Regions from separate parts of the Homo sapiens genome. Here regions 1, 3, 4 and 5 are each linked to region 2. The links are chromatin loops, found by intact Hi-C in ENCODE. Cell type or tissue: heart left ventricle. All regions are shown on one strand. Region 1 overlaps ASAP2 (ArfGAP with SH3 domain, ankyrin repeat and PH domain 2). Region 2 overlaps LOC105373417 (a long non-coding RNA gene). Region 3 holds the start of IAH1 (isoamyl acetate hydrolyzing esterase 1 (putative)). Region 4 overlaps ASAP2 (ArfGAP with SH3 domain, ankyrin repeat and PH domain 2). Region 5 overlaps MBOAT2 (membrane bound glycerophospholipid O-acyltransferase 2).

Region 1 (5,000 bases), 190 kb after region 2:
TGGAATATCTTGAAAACTTGTCTTATTAGTCTTTGCTCCTGAACATTGAAGATCCTGTACTCTAGCGGAATCTAGAAGTAGGGCATTATAACATTATAAAATAAAGACAGCCATGGTTTGGCAAGGCATGGTGGCTCATGCCTGAAATCCCAGCACTTTGGGAGGCCAAGGGGGGCGGATCACCTGAGGTCAGGAGTTCAAGACCAGCCTGGCCAACATGGTGAAACCTGGTCTCTACTAAAAATACAAAAATTAGCCGGATGCGGTAGTGCACACCTGTAGTCCCGGCTACTCGGGAGACTGAGGCTGGAGAATCACTTGAACCCAAGAGGCGGAGGTTGCAGTGAGCTGAGATCATGCTGCTGCACCCCAGCCTGGGCGACAGAGCGATTTTTTTTTTTCAAAAAAAATACAACCATGGTTTGAAAGGTGGTGATGAATGTTGAATTGACTTGTTCTTTGAGCCAATACCTGCTGGAAACCACTGTGACCAGCTGTTGCTCAGTGAACTTGGAATGCATGGTCAAGATAAGGCTCAGCCCCGGATGCTGCAGAAGCTTGCAGAGGAGGGAGGGGCGGGTGTCACAGACAGACCCCATCAGCAGACACCGCATTGGAATGTGGTGGCGTGAAGGCTGCAGGAGGGGCCCTGGCACGGTGTGTGGGGCCCAGAGAAGAAAGGAGCTACTCTGCTTGGTGGGTTTGATAATTGCCTCTAAGTGGGTGTATTTTAAAGGATAGAAATACACCCCTTCTAGCCTGGTGAGGCAGGCTAGAAAATGTTTAATAGACAACAAAATTTGATTGGGTAATGTTGATGGTAAAAGTTCTGTGAAGCTTGGAAAAGTGTTAATGGGCTCAACTTAAGAAAATTTTCTGGGGCTATGTAGTTAGGACTGTCATAGGGACAGCAGCCAGCGGAGAAGGAATAGTGTTCCTTTTCTTGAAGCTTCTCCTGACGCCAGGGCTGACTGCACTTTGAAGGGGCGTCTGGGTGCCAAGACACACCTCAAGGAGGGTACGGGAAGGTCAGCACTTTGAAAAATCAGAGGGAGGAGATTTTCCAGGTAGGTGGATGGTGAAGATTGGCTGGGCTATTACAGAGATGAAATCTAAATCTAAATCCAAATTCATATTGTTATTCCAAGTACACCATTCATCGTCATGCTGGAAACAGCATCCTGACGAGAAGTCTCTGAGCACTTGATTCCACTACGGGGCTCATGCTCACGCGCTCTCACTCTCGCTCTCTGTCTGACCGTAGGGAGAATTGCCAGGTCGCAAAGATTCTTGGAGCTGTACACCTGCTCCCTCTCCCTGGGTGGTTTTGCATTTATCACCTGTAATATTTTTCCTACTCCTTATCTTAGATCTTAGAGATCTCTGTCCTCCTATCTATTTCACAAGAATTTGAAATGATTAAGAAAATAGTTACATAAAGAAAAACACGTAAATAAAATACAAGAATTAGATGAGTTCAGAAACATATTCTATATTCAGAAAAAAACGTATTAAAATACAGGAACAAGAGTATAAAATAAAGAATGATGTGTCTGTCTAAAGGTGAATGAAAACATTCTAGCATCCTGACCTCTGTGACTCCTAATAAACACTGGTCAGAGTTCATGCCCCACGGCCTGTGTGTCCCTCTCCTTCCTCCTTGGAGTTGCTGCATTAAAGGCCACGCTGCAGTGTTTTCACGGCGCCTTCTGTGTGTGACGCATTTGGTCTGAGAAACACCCATAGAGCTACTGCTGAGTTTAAAAGAAGTAAACATCACCTCACATGACATATGTGAAACCCAGATCACTTTTTAAAGATAGTCTCCTTGGTATCTAATAAACTGGCTAAAGTTGGTGACAGTCCATCCTTCATTAAGTTATTCATTCAATAAATGGCATGTGCTTGAAATACACCAAACTTTGCGGGTACTTTGTGTCTCCTAGAACTTCATATCTAATGAGGGAATTCTGTTTTAAACAATCACACTAATGAATACATAATTGCAGTTACAGCAAGTGTTTTGAAGCAAAATACAAAATGCTCTGAGAAAGTATAAGAAGGCCTCTTATAGGGGAATAACTTGTAGGGGATTATGGAAGGCCTCACTAACCGGGGATGTTTAACCTAAAACTTGAAGAATGAGTGGGAATCAGCCAGGTGAAGCAGACACACCTTAGGAGAAGGCTTTAGAGAGAAGAAACAGAATGCAGAGGGCCAGGGGCAGGAGAACTTGGTGGTCATGGAGGAAGGGAGAAAAGGCCGGTATGTCTGGAACTGAGTGAATGAAGAGGGTGGAATGGTGTGGATTGAGGCTGGAGCTGCATCAGGCCTCATTACAGGTTAGAACTTTCTCCTTAGCTCGTGGAAATGCCCGTTCTTCATTCCTCTCAAAAGGGTTACACACAGCACCCTCCAGAGGCAGCACTGAACACCAGCCCATGGCTCCAGCAGAAAAACTTGTCCAGCCTCTGTTGTATTTCCTGAATCACTTGTTATAGGTGACCTCACAGCATTGAGTTCTCAGCCTTAAAATAAAAAATTCCTCTTGATATTTGATCTCAAGTTCTCTACCCACGGTTTCCTACCCCGCAGACACAGTGTGGCCACCAAAGCTGCTTGGTTGGTTCTTTTCTGCATTATTTCTCTCTCTCTCTGTCTCTGTCTTTCTCCTTTTTTTTTTTTTTTTTTTTTTTTTTGGGAGACAGTCTCACTCTGTCGCCAGGCCAGAATGCAGTGGCATGATCTCGGCTCACTGCAACCTCCACCTCCTGGGTTCAAACAATTCTTGTGCCTCAGCCTCCCGAGTAGTAGCTTTTTGTATTTTTGTATTTGTTTTTTTTTTTTTTGTATTTTTAATAGAGTATTTTTAGGGGTTTTGCTATGTTGGCCAGCTGGTCTGGAACTCCTGGTCTCTAGTGATCCTCCCACCTTGGCCTCCCCAAGTCCCTCACCCTGGGATTATAGGCATGAGCCACAGCACCCGGCCTCTGCATTCCTTTTCTTTTCCATGTCGCGGTCGCCTGTTGCGGCACATTCTTCAGTGTCTTCCACTTGCGCCCCATGGCCTTTCTGGCTTCAGATGCAGAACCTCTCCCGTTATAAACTGAAACTCAAGGCCTCATTTTATATGGGTCGAGAAAAATCTCAAATACTTAAGCTTATTGCATTTCCTTTTCTGTTCGCTCCTGCTAATTTTGAGTGTCATTTTATTCTTGGTTTGCCTGATATTTTAAGGTTCTGTTCATACAGTCTTTTCCCCCAGGAGTTACATAATGACTTCAGTCACTTTAAAGAAGTTTTTAATCTGTCTGACAAAATTATTTTTTCCTTTGTGAAATGTCATCTCTGTTTCTTCTTTTTCCTGCTAGTTTTTTTCAGGATGGACTCAAAGCCGTGGAAAGCCTCAAACCTTCCATTGAAACGCTGTCTACGGATCTTCACACGGTGAGTAGCTTCCCTCCCACTGTGGTTTAAAACCATCTTAATGCAACAGACATTTTCATCTAAATGTCACTTCTGTGTAATCCTGTGTTTTCATGCCGTGCCGCCCACGTGGAGTGTGGCGTTCCCACGCCTGTCCTCTGTCTTGGTGGGAGGGAAGGTTTGACCAGCGAGGGAGGCAGTTGTCGCATTGTGTGGAAATGGCCCCATGAGCACCAACGTTTCACTGTACCTCAGTCTTAATTTTCTGATTGGTTCTGTTGTGTGTGTGTGTTTTTAAAGATCAAACAGGCCCAGGATGAAGAAAGAAGGCAGTTGATACAGCTTCGAGATATTTTGAAATCCGCATTGCAGGTTGAACAGAAAGAGGTGAGGGGATTTAATTTTGAAAGATTGCAGTTTTCACCCCATTCTTGGAGGCTTTGGGTCTGAAGAACATGAAGTTCATGTCTTCTAGGAGCTCACAGTTCACTCGGGCTGTGTCAGGCACCAGTAAAACATTTAATGTATTCTTGCAATTTAGTTCTATAAAACCATCTTTTAAAATATGTTTATTTCAGGAGGAAGCATTTACTACATGCATGGCCTTAATGGCGGTGTATAAACCCTGTGCTCTGTCAGTTGCTAGATAAGGAGCTCTCAGTGGCTTCGTCACAGAGACCATGTGTCATTTGTGCTATTTATCCTGTACCTGGCCCTGTGTCATTTCCCTACCCTGACATACGTGGACTCTGCCCCTTTAGGCCTAGGCACGTAGCAGGGGACCAGCTGGGGCTCTGCCAGCCCTGAGATTGTGTTCTATAAAATATGAGGCATGAGCTTTTCTTACAGCTGCCTCCATCATGACAGGCAGAAATCCTTAGTTCTCTTACTTCCCCTCTTTCTGTAATGACGTCTCTGTGTGCTAACACGTCAGCAGGGACAGTTTGTGTTGTGGGGACTTGTTTTTAAAAAGCCATTAAAAAGTAAGTTTTAAAGATAATTTTACTATATTTTCACTACAATGTGGGTATCATAATGTGAATTTAGTATAAATCCATTTCCTTGTTAATAAAAGGAATGTATCTAAACATATATCTAGTGATTTTAGAGAAATTGCTAAACTACTTGACAGCATAAAGTTCCCTGTTGGCAGTTTGGTGAGCTCTATTTTATTGTAAGTTCTTGTACTATAACTGAATATTGTTGTTTTTCTCCCAAATGCGTTTACCTTTTGTGACCGAAGTCTAGGAGAGTAAGTAGTTCAGTATTTTAATAAATTGCAGAATTTTGCATGTTTTATTCGTGAACATACATATATATATTCCTTTTATATATTAATGGTTAGTAGCATTTTTTATTTTAACCCCTCACCTTTCATTGTTGTAGACTTTATTAAAGGCTGAAGAGTTTGCATAAATATTAGGGAAGTGGACATTTTCTGGGTTTACAGTTTACACTTTTGCTGCTGTTCCTTTATGAAGATGAAGCAGGTCCCTCCCTCCCTCCCTTTCTCTCCCCTGAGTGGCTGAATTCTACACATCTCTCTAGTCCCTCTGAAGCCCCACCTCTGGAGC
Region 2 (5,000 bases):
TTCTCATATGGCCCCAGCAGTCCATTTGCAACTCTACAGATGAATTCCAAAGGGCCAGAACCCTTAATTAATCAGGGACTCCTCCACCTCGAAGTGGGAAAGACAGCCCCAGGAGAGTAAAGTCTGGGTGACCCCAGGAGGGACAGGGGAACTTGCTGGGCAGCTGGCCCTGTGCTGCCACAGCTTGTCAGGGAGGTTTCTACAGCACGTGGAGGGAGGTGGGTGGTGGGGGCAGTAAGCAGAGGGAGGGGAGGCTCCAGGGGGTCCCGGATGGGGTGCTCGAGGCTTCGGGGAACCTGGAGTGGAAGAGAGTTTTAGAAGAAGCAAGCCAGGGCCAGGCACAGCGGCTCAGGCATGTAATCCCAGCACTTTGGGAGGCAGAGGAGGGCAGATCACCTGAGATCAGGAGTTTGAGACCAGCCCGGCCAACATGGTGAAACCCCATATCTACTAAAACTACAAAAATTAGCCAGGCATGGTGGTGCACTTCTGTAATCCCAACTATTCAGGAAGCTGACGTAGGAGAATCACTTGCACCCAGAAGGCAGAGGTTGCAGTGAGCCGAGATCATGCCACTGTACTGCAGCCTGGGTGACAGAGTGAGACTCCATCAAAAAAAAAAAAAAAAAAAGACAATGCTTAAATAGGGCAAATTGAAATCCTGTCCAGTGGAATAGCACTTCTGAGGTGTTCCTGCCAAGACAGATAACGCAAATCAAATCCCCAGGGGGCAGCAGTCTCTCAAGTGGCGGCACAGCCCACAGAATAACTGGCCCTTAATCTTCGAAAGTGTCAAGGCCATGAAAGTCAAGTAAAGACTGAGCTCAGCTTCAGACTCTAGGAGACTAAGGAGATGTGACAACCAGAAGCCACATACCATTTTGAACTGGGTGCATTCACTGTGAAGAAATCATCAGACCACTGGGGAGACTTGAACAGCAGCAACGCGCCCTGCGAACTTGAGTTGTGAGTGAAGGTTGTTCTGACCGACCATGTAGGAGAAAGTCCATATTTGCAGGAAGTACATGGGAGTATTTGGGGTGATGGAGTATTGGAGGTGGAGTATTAGGGAGCAAGTGTTGACAATTTACCCCCAAATGGTTCAGGAAAAAATGCATGATTTGTGCTGCAGTGGAAGCTCTTCTTAAGTCAGAGATTATTTTAGATTTTTTAAAAATTACACACACACGCCCACAAAACTATCTCTGGCAAATTCCTGAGAAGAGCAGGACTCTCCTCCTCCAATGAGCAATTCTAACCAGGGAAACTTCTCTACGTGGCATTGAAATCTGGCCCACAGGAGGTGCTTCCCTGGCCCCAACCCCCTCTTCCCTCAGACTCCTAACAGGATGGAGTCAGGGAAACAGGATCAACACACCTGGGGGTCCAGCCTGTAGAGCGTCGGCAGGGAGGGTCATCGCTGGCTTTTACTGGGCACTCACTGTGTGGATGGGGTTTGAAGTCAACCTGACCAGGGATTGAATCTTGGCTTACCTTAGCTGTGTGATCCTGGGCAAGTCGCTTTACCTCTCTGAGTCTTGGCTTTCTGCTGTGTAAAATAAGGACAAATAACCTCTATCTTGCTGGGTTGTGGTTCAGATTAGAGAGAATTGTGCAGAATGTCAGGTACAGCAATGGGTTTCCAGACTTTAGGCCTGTGGGAAGTCAGCCTCAGAATCTCCTGGGAAACTTCTTATCAAACACAGATTCCTGTAACCTGCTCTCAGAGATTCTGATCAAATTCACCTGGCCAGTTTCAGCTACACCTGCTGAACTATTTACCGAACTATTTACAGCTCTCCAAATGCACTATAGCACTTCTTACCACTATGCCTTTGTACACACAGTTCCCCCATCTAGAGGCCCTTCCCCCTTTGATTGGAAAACTCCTAGTCATCCTTCAAAACCCAGCTGAAATGTCTCCCCATTGATGAAGACTTTCCTAACCATGCCCTCATCTCCCAGTACTCGCTTCTTTGCCAGATCAGTTGTTATGACATGAATAAGAAGTATAATTACCTTCCATTTAGTGAATCTATTATGTACCTCTCATTTCACATACTGTATCTTAACAATAGTTACGCCAAGTACTAATTATTAGCCCTGTTTCCCTGTTTACATATGAAAAAGCTGAGTCTCTGAGGGCTTAAGCAGCTTGCCCTCAGTCCCACAGCTGATAGGGGACAAAGCCAGAACCCCACGCTACTGAGCCCCGAATCTCTAGCTCTGGTCCTTATGGTCTTGGTCTGCCTTCCCCTCAGCACGTGAGCCTGCAGATGTCGGAGCCCAGGGTGTGCATTCATCGCATTCATCTCTTTTTTTTTTTTTTTTTTTTTGAGACGAAGCTTCGCTCTTGCCCAGGCTGAAATGCAATGGCGCGATCTCGACTCACTGCAACCTTTGCCTCCCGGCTTCAAGCAATTCTCCTACCTCAGCCTCCCGAGTTGCTGGGATTACAAGCGTGCGCCACCATGCCCGGCTAATTCTTTTTATTTTTAGTACAGAAGGGGTTTCACCATGTTGGCTAGGCTGATCTTGAACTCCTGACCTCAGGTGATCCGCCCACCTCAGTCTCCCAAAGTGCCGGGATTACAGGCGTGAGCCACCGCGCCGGGCCTAGGGTTAGGGTTCATTCACCTCTGAGTCCTCATCAGCACATTCCCTGATGCGCAAACAGCAGGGAACCCTAAGTGTCGGTCCCTATCTCCTAGGTCCACACCGCCTTCCGTCACACCAGGCTCTCTCCAGACTGGCTGAGAGGGTGGAGCTGGGAGCCTCTGAGGCTGGTAAGCCGCGTGCCTTTGGAGGGTGGGGTAACAAGCAGGGCCTCTCCTAAGGAGGGCTTCCCCGGCCTTCCTTCCTCGGGGCGCAGCATCGACATTCGCCACCAGGGGGTGCTGCCGCACCGTTCCCGGCGCCGCCTCTGCCCCGCGAGGGACTGGGGCGTTTTCCACCGGGCGCGTGTCTGGGGCTGTGACTCAGAATCCTCAAACTCAGAGTTCGCAGACGGAGGAACTCATGCTCAAACGTCTGAACAAAAATATACAGAGCATGAAATTTTTACTCCAGAAATAGTGCACCTCTCTCCCCCTTGGGGAAAAGCGTTTTCCCTACTTCCGTAGGAGTTAACTCGCCAAGGCTTTTAGGAGACGCCGCACAGCTGTGCTCCCGCTCGTTGAAAAAAAGATGCCAAAAGTGTAGAATTTGACCACAAACAACCGAGCTTCACAACGGAGTGTGGCTTGTGTGCCAGGCCCTGTGCTGGGGGTGCAAAAGGCCCCCCGTGTCCAGCCTGGCAGCAGTGACTTCGGGGTCCCTCCTGCAAGCTTGGCTACAGGTGTTCAATCTTACTGACATATTTTACAAATATAGCTACATTTTTCCAGCCCAAATTCAGTACACATGACCTAGCAAAGCATTCCAGAGGCAAACGGCTTTCTAGGAAGTGTAGCTTAGGCACCTAAATGCTGGCATTCTGGGGCTGATGGCGTACGGGAGCCATGAGCAGAGGGTTTGAAAACGGACCTGTCTGGAAAGCCCAGGTCAGAGGGTCCCAAGAGCAGGGCTGGGCAGGCCCCAGATGCCTCCCTTGTAGGGGATTCTGGGGTCTCCTCCCCTCATAGACCCTTCTCCTCCACGAAGCTTCTTCCGGGGGCCAGAGCAAAGTCCCTCTTCTGTCTGGCATTCCACCCAAGCCGCCTCCTTTTCTGTCTGCACCTTCTCCTGGGAAATCTCATTCAAGTCCATGGCCTTAAGCCTCTATCAAGGATGCCCCTAAGGCCGGGTGCAGTAGCTCACGCCTGTAATCCCAGCACTTTGGGAGTCTGAGGCGGGTGGATGGATCACCTGAGGTCAGGAGTTCAAGACCAGCCTGGCCAACATGGTGAAACCCCATCTGTACTAAAAATACAAAAAATTAGCCGGGCATAGTGGCGCACACCTGTAATCCCAGCTACTTGGGAGGCTGAGGCAGGAGAATCGCTTGAACCCGGGAGGCGGAGGTTACAGTGAGCCAAGATTGTACCACTGCACTCCAGCCTGGGCCACAGAGCAAGACTCCATCTCAAAAAACAAAACAAAACAAAAAGCAAAGATGTTCCTAAGACACCATTACTGAACATATAGACCAGTAAATAACAATGATTACACAAATCACATGATAAATTGCATAACACCACACACACACACCACACACATCACACACACACCACACACACACACACACACCCCCCACACACACACCACACACACCACACACACACACCACACACTGTGAACCTAAAAGTGTCTGAGACACCCAATCAATCTGGAAAGTTTATTTTGCCAGTGTTAAAGACACACCCATGTTACAGCCTCAGGAGGCCCTGAGGTCATGTACCCAAGTGGTGGGGGCACAGCTTGCTTTCATACATTTTAGGGAGACACGAGACATCAATCAATATATGTAAGATGTACATTGGTTCGCTCCCCTAAGGCAGGACAACTTGAAGTTGGGGGAACTTCCAGGTCATGGGTAGATAAGAAACAAAAGGTTATTTTGGGTCTTTGATCAGCCTTTCATTGAATACACAATTTACGTGGGAGGACGGAGTAGAGGAATAGTCACTTAGGCCTTAGTCTGACTCAGTGAACCTGCGTTTTTATTTTAAAATAGGGCAGAAGAAGCCATCAGATATGCATTTGTCTCCGGTGAGCAGAGGGAACACCGAGTTCTGTCCTTTTCCCACACCTAGGAAGACAAGCTATCAATTTACGTTGCCAGGCTGAAATTCAACAGAACTGTTTTAGGGTTTTGCCGTCCACAAGGAATTTCCTTGTGGGAAATTGTGATGGAGGTATGTAGGCATGTAGCTTTTTTTTTTTTTAATCTTTGTAGCTATCTTATTTAGGAATCAAATAGGAGGCAGGTTTGCCTGATGCAGTTCTCTGTTTGACTTTTCCCTTTGGCCTAGTGATTTTGGGGTGCTGAGATTTATTTTCCATTCACAACACACACACAC
Region 3 (5,000 bases), 330 kb after region 2:
TGAGATCACATCACTGCACTCCAGCCTGGGCGACAGAGCGAGATTCTGTCTCAAAAAAAAAAAAAAAAAGAAGCAACTAGAAGATTATTAGTGAGTTTCAGTCAAATTCAGTACCAAATGTTGAGTAGATAGCCACATCCATTCCTTGCCAAGTAATTTGTGTGGCATAGATGAACTTCCCTGGAGTATCATTTACTAGATCAAACTGTGGGCTTTGATGTAAATGTAGTTTACTAGACTTTCCCCAGTCTTTCACCCCAGCCTCAAGTCATCACTAATTAGGACCGTGCTGCTGTCAGGAAGCACTGCACGCCCACAAGTGTGTAGGGCGGCCGTTCTGTTTCATGGTAATCAGTCCCACCATGACCTCTGCACACACAGATGATTGTTCTTTTTTTTAGTTTGAGACCCGGTCTCGCAGTGCCGCCCAGGCTGGAGTGCAGTGGTGCAGTCACAGCTCACTGCAGCCTCAACCTTCCCGGCTCAGTGATCCTCCCACCTCAGACTCTTATCTGGGACCACAGGCACACGCCACCACAGCTGGCTAATTTTTTATGAGATGATGGTTTTTTTAAAGAGTATTCATTTATCTTCTATATAATCATTATAGACTTAATTCTAACAGTCTTGTTTGTGCCTCACTTTCAGACTGTAGAATGTGAAGAGGGAAGTGAAGACGATGAATCCCTCCGAGAAATGGTGGAGCTGGCTGCACAGAGACTGTACGAGGCCCTGACGCCAGTTCACTGAGACTGTGCCTGTATATGAACTTTGAAAAAATACTTGACTCTACTTTTGTTACCTAAAATAAAATGCATTCGTTTCTCTGGGGGAGCCTGTTTACTTTTAATGTCAAATGGCCTTTATTTCAACAGCCTGAATACTGCTAAATTGCTAATTAATTTGTCCATTATTCTAGAACTAACTACTAGATCAACTGCCCATTATTTTAGAATTTTGGATTCTTCTTCCAGGCATGTATGTGCAGCTCCCATTGAAACCATCAAGATCTGCCGATAGCAACCGCTGCTGGTTACCCTCTCCTCTGGGGTAACCAATTTGAGTTAATAATAAGGATTCTAAGTTGCACTTGAATCTTTTCTGTCTTCATCTCCACTGCTGCTGTTCGAGTCCAAGTCTACTCTCCCCTCTGAATTCCTGCAACCACCTCCATCTCCTCCCCTATAGCTGATTCCTGGAACAGACCTGGCCTCAAGCCTCTGCTGCTTGAAGGCCTTAATGAAGTCCTTGTGATAAAGATGAAGTCCAGGCACCTTTGCTTGCTCTAGCAGGGGCTCTCAATCTGGGCTACCCGTGGGAATCACGTGGGGTGCATCACAAGTGCACCTGTGCCCAAGTCCTGCCACCAGGAGGTGAGTTAGTCCGGCTGGAATGAGGGCCCTAGGTTGGATCTTAGTTGTAAAGCTCCCCCAGGTGATCCAAGCGAGCTTGGGACGAGCAACCTAAAGAAAGTCATGCTCTACGCCCATCGCCCCGCCCCAGGGAGCGGGGTCGGCCTCTGCGCCGGCGCCCCTGGCCCTTCTGTTACTCATCTACAGCTCCGTGATTTCAAGGCATCCTTCCCACCCGTTCGTTTTTAGCTCGGCTGCCGAACTTCATTGCACAGTTGAGGTAAGAACGTTGCATTACAACCACGTTTTAACAGGTGAATCCCTTGGAAGTTAGTCAGTGCTCCGTGTCCGCGGGGTTCTGCATCTGCGCATCCACCCCACGGCGGGAAAAAGAAAAGCGGCCGGCTGCGCGCGCACTGAAGGTGCAGCTGCTTTCCCTTGTCATTCGCAGAACCACGAGGTACTGCCAGGGTTTCCGCAGTGCCTGCGTCCTCGTGGGTGTTACAGGCCCTCCAGAGTGACGCTGGGCGCAGGAGGCCGCGCGCGCATCCCACGACCTCTTCCAGGGGGGCCTGGAGCAGCCCTCCGCCCCACCGAGAGCCAGCTGTGCTTCCCGCCGCGCGTCCTGAGGTCACACTCCTGCCCTTTGCCGAACGCACCTGCGCCCGCGGAGCGCGGGGTGGGCTTAGAAGGGCCCCCAACCGCTTTTCTTCCGGGAACCACGCAGCGGGACGCGGGCTCCGGACTCCCTGGGGGCAGCCTTGCTGTGGGTGAGCAAGCGCGGAGGCCGAGCTTCTTGCAAACGGACTCCAAGGGGCAACGACCTTCGCGCGTCACCAAAGTGACTGCGTGGGTGCCCACGAGCCCGGCTCCCGCAACCCACGGGCGGCCACTGCGCAGGCGCCTCTCGTGGCTGGCGGCCCCGCCCCGCCCCGCCCGGCTGCTCCATGGCGCTGTGCGAGGCCGCGGGCTGCGGGAGTGCCCTGCTCTGGCCTCGCTTGTTGCTCTTCGGGGACTCCATCACCCAGGTACGGCCGCCCCGACGCTCGGCCTCCCGCCCCGGCCTCCCTGCGGGGTCGCTGCCGAGCAGGCCGAGGCTCCTCGCCGTCCTCTTCGGCGCCCGAGACGGCTGGGCCGGAGGCCTGGCCACGCCCGTGGAGACACCGGAGGAGTGGCGGGTCCCCCAGTGGCTGCGCCTTCCGGGCCCGCGGCGTCCCGGAGGTCACGACGGCGTCCGCGAGAGCCCGGGCTCCAGGCACAGACGCGAGGGGACCCGGCCGCGCTGCCCGCCCCGCGCCGCCTCCCACCCGGGTCGAGATGCGCGGTCTTCCCCTCAGCGCCCTCCTGGGCAGCGGCCTTTCCCCTCCGGGTCCGGGTTAGCGGCCGCGGGCGACCGCGCGCTGTGTCCCAGGAGGCCCCGCGGCCAGCTCCGGGCAGAGGCGCCAGGAGCTCTCTCGCCCCATTCCCTGCGGGCACAGGTGGGGCCGTTAGGGGTTGACCTTGGAAGTAAAACGCCTTCAGGAATTAGGTAGAAAAGGACCATCCGTTCATCCAAGATCATCTCACCTCCCATGAAGGGAACGGTCTTCTAAATGCAGGTTCTTACTTCGGGGAGGGAGTAGAAATTCCATTCCTGTGTGTGTCCTCTTCTCAGACAGGACTTGCTTCACCAGGCTTTTGTGTATACGCCAGTAACTGGTAACATTATGTTTAGGCATATGGGGCAGTCAGAGCTGCCGAATTCCATGGGAATGTGTATGAAAAAGTGTTCACCCTCAGCTCGGTAACCAGCAAAGCAGTGAGGCGGTGTGGCCTTCATTTCCTCACTGACCTTTGACTTTATTTCCTGAACTTAGATTTCTGTTTAGCTTTTTTTTTTTTTTCTTTTTTTCTTTTTTTGAGACGGAGTCTCGCTCTGTCGCCCAGACTGGAGTGCAGTAGCGCGATCTCGGCTCACTGCAAGCTCCGCCTCCCGGATTCAAGCGTTTCTCCTGCCTCAGCCTCCCGAGTAGCTGGGATTATAGACGTGCGCCACCACACCGGGCTAATTTTTGTAATTTTAGTAGAGACGGGGTTTCGCCATGTTGACCAGGCTGGTCTCGAACTCGAGACCTCATGTGATCCGCCCGCCTTGGCCTCCCAAAGTGCTGGGAATACAGGCTGTTTAGCTTTTGATAGAGAAAAATCCCCCTCTGCTAAAGTGCTGCCAGGTGTACTTACCTGTAATCCCCAAAATGACCTCCTGGAGTGAAGCAATCAAAGCCAAGAAGGGAGCGCCGAGAAAACAGAAGTTGCCAATCAGAACTGCCCTCGCTGAGATGCCCGGTTACAGTCATTAGTAGTAATAATGGGCTTTTCTTCCTCCAGTTTTCCTTCCAGCAGGGTGGATGGGGAGCATCGCTGGCTGACAGGCTGGTCAGGTGAGAATGGTTTCCGATACTTGAGTTCTTATGGATGGAAAATGTCTTAGGGATCCGTCTTATGGATGAAGGATAGTTCTGAACAGAACATTCCTCCTTTATTAATTTTGCTTGCCTCCCCTAATCAGTATATAGGAGAAGGAACAGAAAACATTTACTCTTCACTCAGTCTGACCAATTAGATATTTTAGGGTTGAGCACTGATGGCTGGGTAGACTCAGACAAATCAAGGAAATGGCCAAGGCCTCTTCCCTAGTCAGGGGCAGACAGATCCAAGTCCAGCTGCTATGACTGCAGAACTTGCAGTTTCACTGCTACACCACACTGGTAGGAAGCTACTTTGCCTTTTTTTGAAGTGCTGCCATGACTTAAGACTCACCTTGTCACAATTCTACCGCACTTTGTTTTGGTTTTTGGTGGTTTTTGTTTTGCGACAGGGTCTCTTGTTAGGCGCGTCCACGTGAAGAGACCACCAAACAGGCTTTGTGTGAGCAACAAGGCTGTTTATTCACTTGGGTGCAAGTGGGCTGAGTCTGAAAAGAGCAAAGGGAGATGGGTAGGGCAGTACTATAGGATTTGGGTAGGTAGTGGAAAATTACAGTTAAAGGTGGTTATCTATTGTTAGCAGGGGAAGGGGGTCACAAGGTGCTCTGTGGGGAGCTCCTGAGACTCATTGTCCAGGGGAGGAATGCCACAAGGTCGATTGATTAGTTAGGGTGGGGCAGGAACAAATCACAATGGTGGAATGTCATCAGTTAAGGCAGGAACTGGCTGTTTCACTCCTTTTGTGGTTCTTCAGTTGCTCCAGGCCACCTGGATGTATACGTGCAGGTAACAGGTTATGACGGCTTAGCTTGGGCTCAGAGGCCTGACAACTCTGTCACACAGGCTTGAGTGCAGCAGTGTGATCAGGGCTCACTGCAGCCTCCACCTCTGGGGCTGAAGGCATCATCACCTCAGCCTCCTGAGTAGCTGGGACCAACAGGCACTCGCTACCACACCCAGCCCAGCACTTCATTAAAGTATTGTGATTTCACTCTGTAAAATGGCTAGTCGCATTTTATAATCATTACACACACAAACAATCTCTTAGAAATAAGGCTGAGTTTCGGTGGTGGTTCTGCAGTTTATAAATGCCACCTGAGAACTTTGAGCAGTGTCAGAAAGTGTCCCCTTGTGCTGCTTTGGAGCCGCTGCCTGACGCTGTGGCCTGCAGTTCTCCGCGGGT
Region 4 (5,000 bases), 230 kb after region 2:
GGCTCGCCTTAGACTTCAGCTCTGTTTAGTATTATGGCTCTTATGTCTATAGGGGGACATGGGTGGTTTACCTGTTTTGTTGTGATGCAAAGTGAAACAGACGGAAGGAAGGAGAGAGGCTACTGGGCCAGTTAACAGAGCACCTGCATTTGAGTGGTGAGGCTGGGTCAGCGTGTCCTGGCAGGACAGAGAAAAATGAAAAATATGTGATAAGAAAAAGTATTTAAAAATTCATTTACAGAAACAGCATTTTCTGTGGAATAAGCCTGAAGTAGAATTAATGACACGAGTCTTCCCAAAGGACAGTGAGCAACAGTGAACAATGTCTTTAAGGGTGGTTTCACAAATAGGTGGTAGTGTATGGACCCTTTGTAAAGGGAGAGAATTTAGATTTTTTTTTCCCCTTCAAGACCTCTTGCCCAGGCTGGAGTGCAATGATGTGATCTCGGCTCACTGCAGCATCCGCCTCCTGGGTTCGAGTGATTCTCCTGCCTCAGCCTCCTGAGTAGCTGGGACAGGCACATGCCACCACACCCAGCTAATTTTTTGTATCTTTAGTAGAGATGGGGTTTCACCATGTTGGTCAGGCTGGTCTTGAACTCCTGACCTCGTGATCTGCCCACCTTGGCCTCCCAAAGTGCTGGGATTACAGACATGAGCCACTGTACCTGGCCTAGATTTTTTTTAACCATTTTGTGTGGCATGTCTTTGAGAAACGGAGATTGCAGGACCTGTATTCTTTCTGCGTTTTGCTGATGTAACTTGATACAGTGAAAGAGCCAGAACATTGCGAGGGAGTGAACAGGGACCATGTGCATTACAGTCTTTCAGGTATCAGGTATCTCAGGTGAGCGATTTAGTTGTTGTTGGATTAAAGTCAGTTTATGTTTGAATCCTGTAACAAGTGTTTGTGGTGTCGCATTTCCTTGAGAATTGGATAACGTGTGGTTTTACATACCAGGCATGAGGTTGACAATGTGATCATCCTCTCTTGATGAGGATCTAAGTTTCAAATCTATATTTTTACCCAAACCTAGAGAGGCAGTAGGGACATAGATATCTCAGTCCTTATCTGAGCCATGGGACACCGGCAGATTGTTTAACTTCTCTGAGCCTAAGCTCTGTAATAAAAAAAGGGAGATAACGTTCCCCCTCACAGAGGCATTGGGGGCATGAGCGGGATGATGGGGTCAGACATGTGGTGCTTAGTTTTAGTGCCTGGTTGACATTAGCTGCCCTGCTTGCTCTTCTTCCTGTGGGTGACAGAAGTCACATCTGTACCCTGCATTGATTCCATACACCCTGAAAATGAGGTTCCTCTCCAGTTAAGTTTCAGTGGAGAGTTACTCAAGGTGAAGGAGCTCTTCCTGGGCGAGCCTGAGGGTCCCGCTTGGTGAAGGAAACGTCGTGAATCCAGCATGGCGAGGTCATCTCCTGCTGTGCAGTTGACACCTGCTCTTTCAGCTGCTTCATCTCACACTGACGGTACCAGCACCCTGTAATGCTGTCATATCGGTCAGTTCTGAACAAAGTGTGTGTCGTTTCTTCCAAGCACCAGGGGTACCTAACGAAAGCAGGGCATTTGGTTGTTCTGGGGCTAGGCGATTCTAAAAAATGAACACTGTCAATGTGGAACCCTTCAGTATGAACGTTCTGTCTGCACTGTAGCCCTCCTCCAGCCTTGGCACTGTTGAAAAAGAAATTTACATCCCCCAACCCCGGGCTTTTTTCAAAATGAGGGCGGATGACCCGTGTGATGGCGAAACATCAGCTACTTCCATTCCTTCTCAACTGAAATTACTTTCTTGGCTCTGTGCTCCTATAGCATTTGGCTCTATTTTAAAACATTTCATCCCACTTCATAGTATACTCAGGCATTTACATATATTTTTCTGATGAATTACTTCTTACTCATTTTGGTTTTTCCCACCGTAATATGTTGCTTCTGGTGAACCAGTGACTATTTAATGAATCAGCGAGTCAAACAAGTACTCCCAGCTCTGTGCCTGCTTAAATAAGCTAGTATTTTACTTCCAGATGAAAAGGAATACACTGCTTCTAGCTTTATTTCAGAACAGCACACCATCTGCAGATAAATCTGTTGAAGGGGAAACCAAGGACACCCTCTAGTGGCCTGTGAATCCCAAGACGGATCTTGGGGGTGTCAGGGACGTGTAACTGGGGGAGGTGGAGCAGGGAAGCTAGGCTTGTATTTGCTCACAGGAGCCAGAACTGTTTCTCCCTGTGACTTGGGACCATTATACACACCCTGTCCTTGAGAAGTGTAAGGAGAGCCCCTCCTCTGAACACCAAATGTATCATTATGTTAATTGTTTTTCTGCAAAAGCCTGTCATTAAAAAAAAGAGGGAGGGCCGGGCGCGGTGGCTCACGCCTGTAATCCCAGCACTTTGGGAGGCCGAGGTGGGCGGATCACGAGGTCAGGAGATCGAGACCATCCTGGCTAACACGGTGAAACCCCATCTGAGGGATCACATTAGCAAAGCAAACCTCCTTCACAAAACCAGGGGGCATGTGTGGAGTTAAACAGACCTGTGCCCATGTTTGTGTAGGAGCTGCCTTCGGGGCCTCCAAGCCCTGGGCAGATGAGTAAATACATTAAAAAACAAGTAAAGGAAGTCCACTTTCTCTCTATCCCTTTCCTGTGGAGGTCGCAGTAATGATTGTCCCACAGTGATGATTGAAAGTGCATGAAACTGGACAACTGTCCAGTCTAACTGCCTGTCAGAAGAGGCATTTACATCATTAAATGGGCTGCCCACCATGACACTCGCCAGGCCAGGAATGGAGCATCTCCCTGGGTGTCACACTGTGCTGGAGGCCCTAAGAGGAGAACCTGCAGGAATAAAATGGGTCTTCCCTTGTAGGCCCACCAGCTGCCTGAGGAAACAGAATCCAGTTTCCCTTTATGGACTTCAGTGTACAGTAAATCCTGAATGTTCCAGAAACTCAAAGGTTTCTGGAAACCTGTGACTTTAAGCAAAATGATGTATAAGAAACCAGTTTTACCCTATGCCAATTGATGTAAACCAGAGTTCAGTTCCTACCATGTATTTCTGATCATGAGAACATCACCAAACTTTTGAATAAAGGCCCAGAACACTTCTAATATTAAACATTGAAATATGAGCGATGCATACATTTAAGAAAGATTCTGGCTACTAAGTGGGATAAAGAAAGATCATAAAAACCAGTAAGATAATGATTCACCCACTTATTCCAGTTCAGGGTCAGAGGTGGCTGGAGCATGTCCTGGCAGCTGAAGTCCAGGGTGGGAACAAGCCCTGAACAGGACCCCGTCCCACTGTGGGACGCAGTCACACCCACGTCCACACTCAGTCGCAGTGGGGCCTTTGAGACACAGCAGTTAGCCGAACGTGCACAGCTTTGGGATGTGGGGGAAACCGGAGTGCCCAGAGAAAACCCAGGTGGACTCCACACAGACAGGGACCCTGCCTGGGAATTGATTTTTTTCTTAACATTATAACAAAATGCTGTTATTCGAGGGCCTGTTGTGCCTACAGGTGGAGATGAAAACTCATGGCACTGTTGAGGGAACCCACTGAGACCACGTATCTCACACACAAGTCAGCCAGCACCGCAGTGAGCTCAGTGCACGGGTTAGCGCTGTGTGGACGGGGAGCATGTGCCGGGGGACGTTGAGGCACCCGCCTTAACCTAGGCCCTGTAGAGCGGGCAGAACTGGAGCCGGAGCAGGAGGGAGGCAGTGTGATAAAAGTGCCAGAGCACAAGTTCACCAGGTGCCCCTGGAAGTCCTTCCTGGGCTGTGAAGCATGCTGCCTGCTCAGGTGGAACGGGCACCCTGGGGCGTGATTTCCTCTCCAGCTGCACCAGCCAGCCTCACGCTGCGGCGTGTCCAGGAGCCACATGCACCCAAGGACAAGCAGATTTGAGGCCTGGCAGACGCTGGCAAGAGACCTCTGCCCACTCAGTTCCGTCTGGGTGCTGTGGGAGTAATGGCTTCTCATCTTAGGCTGGCCCATCTTCAAGGGACCCCAGGGTAGACAGGATCTCTACTCCCTGCCTCCAGTGGCATGTCCAGGGAGCTCAGGCTCCCCTTCTGGGGGGCCAGTTGTTCCACGGGGATTTAGGGCAGGTACAGAAAAGTCAACAACTGCTCCAGCAGCCATGGCCCCTTGCCATAGTCAGCTGAGTGAGAGAGCGGAGGTCAGGAGGGAACCGTGCGGGGACTCCAGCTCGAAGGGGAGCAGCCGCATTTGTCCTCAGATTGTAGGCAGTGCTGTGTTACAAATGGATGCAACTGATCTGCCCCTGCCTGGCTCTTGCCTGATTCTCAAGATTCAAAGAGTCCCTGGGCAGTGACCCTCAACCTTCAGAATTGGGATTGTAAAATGCATGTACTCTGTGACCAGTGAGCTGCTGTTTCGCTCTCCCTCTTGTAAGTTCACTGGGTCTTTCCAAGGCCCGGGACCCACTGTGTGTGCTGCAGGTGTGTTGACGCACATACGTCTCATGGTGCTACTGTGAGGATGTATTGTGTGCATTTTCGCAAGTCAGACTTACAAGTCTAGAGAGATGAAATACTTATTCAAGTTCAAAGCAGCAGTGTGTGGTGGGAGTGGGATTTGAACTCAGGCTTCTTTGGCCCCCTTTTGTTCCTGCTTCTGTAGGCTCTTTGGATGGGGCGGAGTCTGAGCATGTTGCCACATAAAGGCCAGAAAGTAGAACACAAAGAGGACTGCCATTTCATTTCAGTTCATCTGATAGTGCCTTTCATACCAGGCATGGTGCCTACAAAAAAGAGGTCATAGTCCATGCCCCAAGGAGCTCATGGGCCTGTCGGGCAGTGAGGCAGGCAGGCCTTCATGTAGAGAATGTTGGAACAGAGGTTGGCCAGGGCTGCATGGAGGGCAGGGGCAGGGCCTTCCTGGGGGAGGAGGCGCAGGGCATGCGGATTGGAAGGACCTGAATAAGAAGGGTGTGGAGGTGACGAGGGCGA
Region 5 (5,000 bases), 270 kb before region 2:
TGTGCAACACCACACCTGGCTAATTAAAAAAATTTTTTTTGAAGAGATGGGGTCTCACCATGTTGCTCAGGCTGGTCTCAAACTTCTGGCTTCAAGTCATCCTCCTTCCTCAGCCTCCCAACATGCTGGGATTACAGGTATGAGCCACGTGCCCGGCCTAATGATAAATCTTGTATATTTTTACATATTTACAGAGATCTTGTGATTTTTCTCAAAAGCCTTATAAATTCAAGGACCTCGTTCTATTGATAAGATTTCCAACAACTAGATGTCCAACCGAATCCAAAAACATGCAGAACTCTCATATTCTATGAATCTAGCGATTCAACCAACAGGTCAGAATTCTTACAAAACCCTAAAAATACCAGGTTTGTTTAGGAAAGTTCTCAGTCTCAATTTAAAGTCAGAATTTAAGTAGTACAGGAATTTAATTCGGTATTATTGATGTCTAAATTTGGCTACAATAAAAATGTTCAATCCTTAAAGAAATCTTAGATTAAAATCCATAAGGTAACATATTTTAATTGGCCATTAACTCACTAGGTTACAGCAACTTTTAATGATGCTATTGTGCACAGCTGTATGATGAAAGACTGAAAATAATGAATCCAGCCCCAAACTGTATTTCACTGTAATCAAAATAAAACCGACAGTAAAATGCTAATCCTTAGAGGCCTAATTATTGGCTGATGTGTTTCTTTGTGCATTCATTCAAATATTTGTTGAGTAACAAATATAAACAAGGCAAGCAGAACACAATCTTAAGAATAAAGGAGTTTATAATCTTGTGGGTGAGATAAAAAGACAATACATATATAAAAGAGGTTTCAATTTATCCAATGAAGCATTCTCTCTACTTTAGTCCAACCTTCAAAACGTGGCCAGAATCATCTTCTTCTGCCACAGGATCAGGCCATCAGCCTGCCTGAAGCCTTTTGTGGCTAATTCAGCAGAGCAGGCAAGGTCCTGTGAAAGCCCATTTCACCTGACCAGGTCCCTCCTTCCCACATGCCCCTGCTAACATCTGCCACGCAAAGCGAGGTACCTCCATGTCTCTTTGCTCATGAGTGCAAAACTAGCCATTTTCCACTTGCTGAAATCACATTCCATCTTTTTGTTTTTGTTTTTGAGACTACCTAGGGGTTATTGCTCAACTCATATTAAAACCTCACTCTGTCGCTCAGGCTGCAGTGCAGGGGTGCAATCATAGCTCATTGCAGCCACAAACTCCTAGGCTCAAGCGGTCCTCTCACCCCAGCCTCTCAAGTAGCTGGGACTACAGGCACATGCCACCAGGCCTAGTTGATTTTTAAAAATCTTTTTGTAGAGAGAGGGGTCTCACTATGTTGCCCAGGCTGGTCTTGAACTCCTGGCCTCAAGTGATCCTCCCACCTTGAACTCCCAAAGTGCAGGGATTATAGGGGTGAGCCACCATAACTGGCCCACATTCAATTAAAGCCACGATTGCATGTTATCTTTTCTCTAAAATTTGTTCTACCTGCCAAGCATAACTGATGACCCCCTATCAATGTGCCAATATCATTTTATTCACTTTGCTGATAAACTACTGATCATATTATACTATGGCTAATGGTCTATTTAACAGGTATCATAACTGTAAGCTGAATACAATCATACTAAATTATAACCATCTGGAGGATAAGAACTATGTCTTATACATACTCGTATCTATCCTGGCTAGCACTGAATCTAGAATATAATATGCATTCAACAAATATCTGTTGTCTTTCATTGATCCATGTATTTTTATTTTGTATTATAATAAAATTGATTCAGTTTTTAGAATATACTTACATATGAGTTGCGAGGGCTGTTTTTTCTACACAGATGACTTAATTTTTCCAATTGGTCTTTATGTATCCTCAAGAGGGCGCACTGATAGCAATCTATCGACAAGGTAAGAAACGCTTCAACCAGACACAGGGAAATCTATTTACATGTTACTTACCTAGCGTCCATGCAAAATAGTATTTGGGTCTGGCAGCCAAAAGAGAGATATACAGATAGATAATCTTTGTTGGCCACGAAGCTGTAGCTTGAAAATGCTCATCAATGTTGTACTCCACAGGTAATGTTGTACAGATGGTCAAGTGAAATAACAAGGACAGCCCACAAACTAAGAGCTTCTGAACAACCGCAGTCTGAAAAGCGCAAGGCGAGACTTCATCAACTTTATCCATGCTCCTTTTAATTCATTCTATGTATTATCGACAGATTAATCTTCCTGAATGGATCATCAGTCCTACAACTCTCCTGGTCAAAATTCAAGAGCTACATTGCACTTGGCATTTAAAGTCTTCCATGGTCTCATGGTATGAACTTTTCCAACTGTATCTATAAGTACTACCTAGGGGTTATTGCTCAACTCATACTAAAATCTCCATTTTGTATTCAGAATTTTCAGGAAATAAAAAAATCTAAAAGCAAGCATAAGTGTATTGGTGTGAATGGAAGTGAATATAAAAAATTAACACTAATTACTTTTGGCAATAAATTTTATATGGATATATATATTTTTTCCATTGTGTCTTTTCTGTATTTTCCAAATTCTAGGCATCTCATGGATGTTATTTTTACAATAAACAATCTATGCATCTCTGTAAATCTGAAAGTTAACACAACTTTGTTCAAGAATAATAAAAACCAAAAGAGCTATACACCTGAGAAGAATAAGAATTTGCATAAAAGACCCTGGTGAAAGGAAGAGGCTATTCTTAGCAATAGTGCGGTAAGGTCGCATCACCAACTCATGGTATTTTGTATTTTTACAACTCATGCTGTTTTTATATTTGTAGAAGGCCAGAATATTTCAACTTCATTTGGTATAAAAGAGATTATATAGGCTAGGAAGAAAAAGAAACAAGCGAAGAGAAGGCTAGATCCAGATGAAGTATGCAACAAAATATCTGGATTTAGAAGTGCTCTATACAGTAACCAAATAGTATTCAAATTAACTGCAGTAATTTATCAATGAAGCTCCACATTTTAACACTTTATATAATAGTGCCAGAAGAAAAGCTCCAAGACAAGAGCCAAAGCATATGCCGGATGCACTGCACTTCTGAGAACAGTATTTTATTATTGGTTGCTCCTGCGAGGTGGAACTCAGTGTTCAAGGACTCCTTGCAGCAGTTGTTATTCTCATTTTCCATTGTCTTTTATCCCTTTCTTTAATAAAATAAGGCTACTCTTTCTTCAGTGCCTCCCAAATATCTTACCTATACATTTGAATTATGAGATTTTAAAATGGTAGAGAAAAAAATTGTAATTATAAATGAAGCAAGGTGAAATAAATGGCCCCATACTTTAATTTTAAAATGAGGCTTATCATTTTAGTAATGTAATAAGAAGTACTGTGGCCACGAGACTATATGGTTCTGAAGTAGGGCAGGGATATGGTGCTGCAACGAAAATGTAAAGAACACGAAAACAGCCTGTATCCTGAGAGGTGATATCCTCAGCCCCCTTCCCCTGCCCAGACCCAGAGTCCCAGCAGTCAAGTTTGTATGCCCTAGGCAGAAAACTGGAGAATCCTTCACCCAAAAAACCAAAGAGCCCCAGAGAAATAGCCTACAGACATCATGACAGAGACTGCCAAGTGTTTCCCAGGAGCCCTCCTCCCCTTCCTGCACAGAAAAGGAAGTTTCTCTTGGGTGCTTGGAAGTCTAGCTAAAGATGACACATCATAGCCTTTGGTGCACCCGAGTGTGGCTATATGATTAGGTTCTGGCCAATAGGATATGAGCAAAAGTAATATGTACAGGGAAGATGGAGCTTGGATCTCTAACACTTTGGGGCCCCCATATTATCAATGCACTGCTTACAGGTGAGCTGTCCCACATATAACATAAAAACAAATTTCCACCTTGTTTAAGTTCCTGTTATTTTGGTCCTTGTTTCAGCAGCCAAACCCATATCCTAACTGATGCAGATAGAGGAGAGAACAGTGGAGAGGTCCCCAACAGAAGAGCCAGTGGGCTCCGTGAGCATCCTCCTTAGGATCCTGAGCATCTATGCACTTCACTGATGCACAAGGAGCTTCCAAATGCCCCTTGAGGGACTTATGACTAACTACCACTATTTGACTTTATAAAGTATATGCACGTGAAATTTAAATAAAATATATTATTAAAATGGTGGGAAAATACATGAAGAATATTTGCCATTATCAACAACCTCTGATTTAGGATGTCTATAACCCAAAAGAGGAAAGTGATATTTTATGATAGTAAAACCCATAAAAACTCAGTGAAGTGATAGAATATATACATTTGTATTATTCTTTGTCAAGTTTGATTTACTACTATCACTTTTATAACATTTGATATTTTCAAGTATTTTACAAAGTCATTTGATCTTCATACAGTCTGTAAAATGGGGAAGACATTAAGATTCTCCTTTTGCAGACAAGGACTCATACACATTAAGTGATGTGCCGAAATGATGAGCCAAACTGGTCACTGACAGTCCAGCATCTTGACTCCTAGGCTTTTATTCTCCTTCCAGCATTCCCGAATAAACTTCTAAGAAGCTGTCTACAATTGTCTTTACCTTCTCTTACAGCAGGGAGACCACTAAAAGATTAAGTGGTCATCCTGGAGATACAAAACAGTCAGTGAAGAGACACCAATTTCAAGTCTGGAATCCCACTCAGTTTGATATGACATTTCTCAACACTTAACCAGTAATAGAAAATATGAAGACAAAACACCTTTTTGGTATAAAATACAATGAGCGACATGGTAGGAAAGAGGTAATATACTATCTTTTGCAAGTGCAGGTACATTTCTACATTGACTCTTTGTTGCCCACACAGTGGAGGGTGGTAGATTTGCAGGAGAAAGAAGGTGACCCCTTGCTCTAAGCCCTACATTCACAGAAAACACACCAGCCCCTTTCCTTCATCTCACAGACTTCCTGATTGGCCTATTCTTTTTCATGGAAACTTTATAGATTTTACCAGATGAAATCTAACAGAA

What was found. A loop is a pair of places that touch in the nucleus more often than their neighbours do. Peaks named below come from ENCODE experiments on the same cell type or tissue, not always from the same donor. Only the 100,000 strongest peaks of a DNase experiment are listed, where the experiment ranks them.
Region 1: a loop joins it to region 2, with 16 times the contacts of the local background. A loop is called at or near these places in 87 of 110 quality-filtered maps.
Region 3: it touches region 2 in a loop (4-fold over the local background); 9 of 110 quality-filtered maps call a loop at or near these places.
Region 4: a loop joins it to region 2, with 9 times the contacts of the local background. A loop is called at or near these places in 34 of 110 quality-filtered maps.
Region 5: it touches region 2 in a loop (10-fold over the local background); 75 of 110 quality-filtered maps call a loop at or near these places.

What each region holds. Positions count from the first base shown.
Region 1 is chr2:9,331,367-9,336,366 of GRCh38, forward strand. It overlaps ASAP2 (ArfGAP with SH3 domain, ankyrin repeat and PH domain 2), which reads left to right. Exons shown (of 28, transcript NM_003887.3): 8 at 3,372-3,447; 9 at 3,727-3,813. Among named protein-coding and RNA genes, the nearest start is that of ITGB1BP1, 90 kb to the right of the region's middle. In heart left ventricle, a CTCF peak has its summit at 2,421 (motif pointing left); a DNase peak (open chromatin) is centred at 2,428; H3K27ac peaks cover 261 bases.
Region 2 is chr2:9,140,010-9,145,009 of GRCh38, forward strand. All of the region lies in intron 1 of LOC105373417 (a long non-coding RNA gene), which reads right to left. Among named protein-coding and RNA genes, the nearest start is that of ASAP2, 64 kb to the right of the region's middle. RefSeq lists enhancers at 1-194, 2,013-2,910, 3,027-3,106. In heart left ventricle, a CTCF peak has its summit at 2,889 (motif pointing right); a DNase peak (open chromatin) is centred at 2,922; H3K4me3 peaks cover 486 bases; H3K27ac peaks cover 890 bases.
Region 3 is chr2:9,472,268-9,477,267 of GRCh38, forward strand. It overlaps CPSF3 (cleavage and polyadenylation specific factor 3), which reads left to right. Exons shown (of 18, transcript NM_016207.4): 18 at 649-834. The coding sequence ends at 750. IAH1 (isoamyl acetate hydrolyzing esterase 1 (putative)) reads left to right here and starts at 2,284. Exons shown (of 6, transcript NM_001039613.3): 1 at 2,284-2,380; 2 at 3,720-3,772. The coding sequence starts at 2,300. RefSeq lists a silencer at 2,056-2,825 and enhancers at 2,095-2,862, 3,343-3,903. In heart left ventricle, a CTCF peak has its summit at 2,485; DNase peaks (open chromatin) are centred at 1,954, 2,224 and 2,514; H3K4me3 peaks cover 2,779 bases; H3K27ac peaks cover 1,408 bases.
Region 4 is chr2:9,369,464-9,374,463 of GRCh38, forward strand. All of the region lies in intron 16 of ASAP2 (ArfGAP with SH3 domain, ankyrin repeat and PH domain 2), which reads left to right. Among named protein-coding and RNA genes, the nearest start is that of ITGB1BP1, 52 kb to the right of the region's middle. RefSeq lists enhancers at 4,003-4,551, 4,552-5,000. In heart left ventricle, a CTCF peak has its summit at 2,131 (motif pointing left); no DNase peak of the experiment used is centred here.
Region 5 is chr2:8,871,139-8,876,138 of GRCh38, forward strand. It overlaps MBOAT2 (membrane bound glycerophospholipid O-acyltransferase 2), which reads right to left. Exons shown (of 13, transcript NM_138799.4): 8 at 1,970-2,162. Among named protein-coding and RNA genes, the nearest start is that of KIDINS220, 36 kb to the left of the region's middle. In heart left ventricle, a CTCF peak has its summit at 1,882 (motif pointing right); no DNase peak of the experiment used is centred here.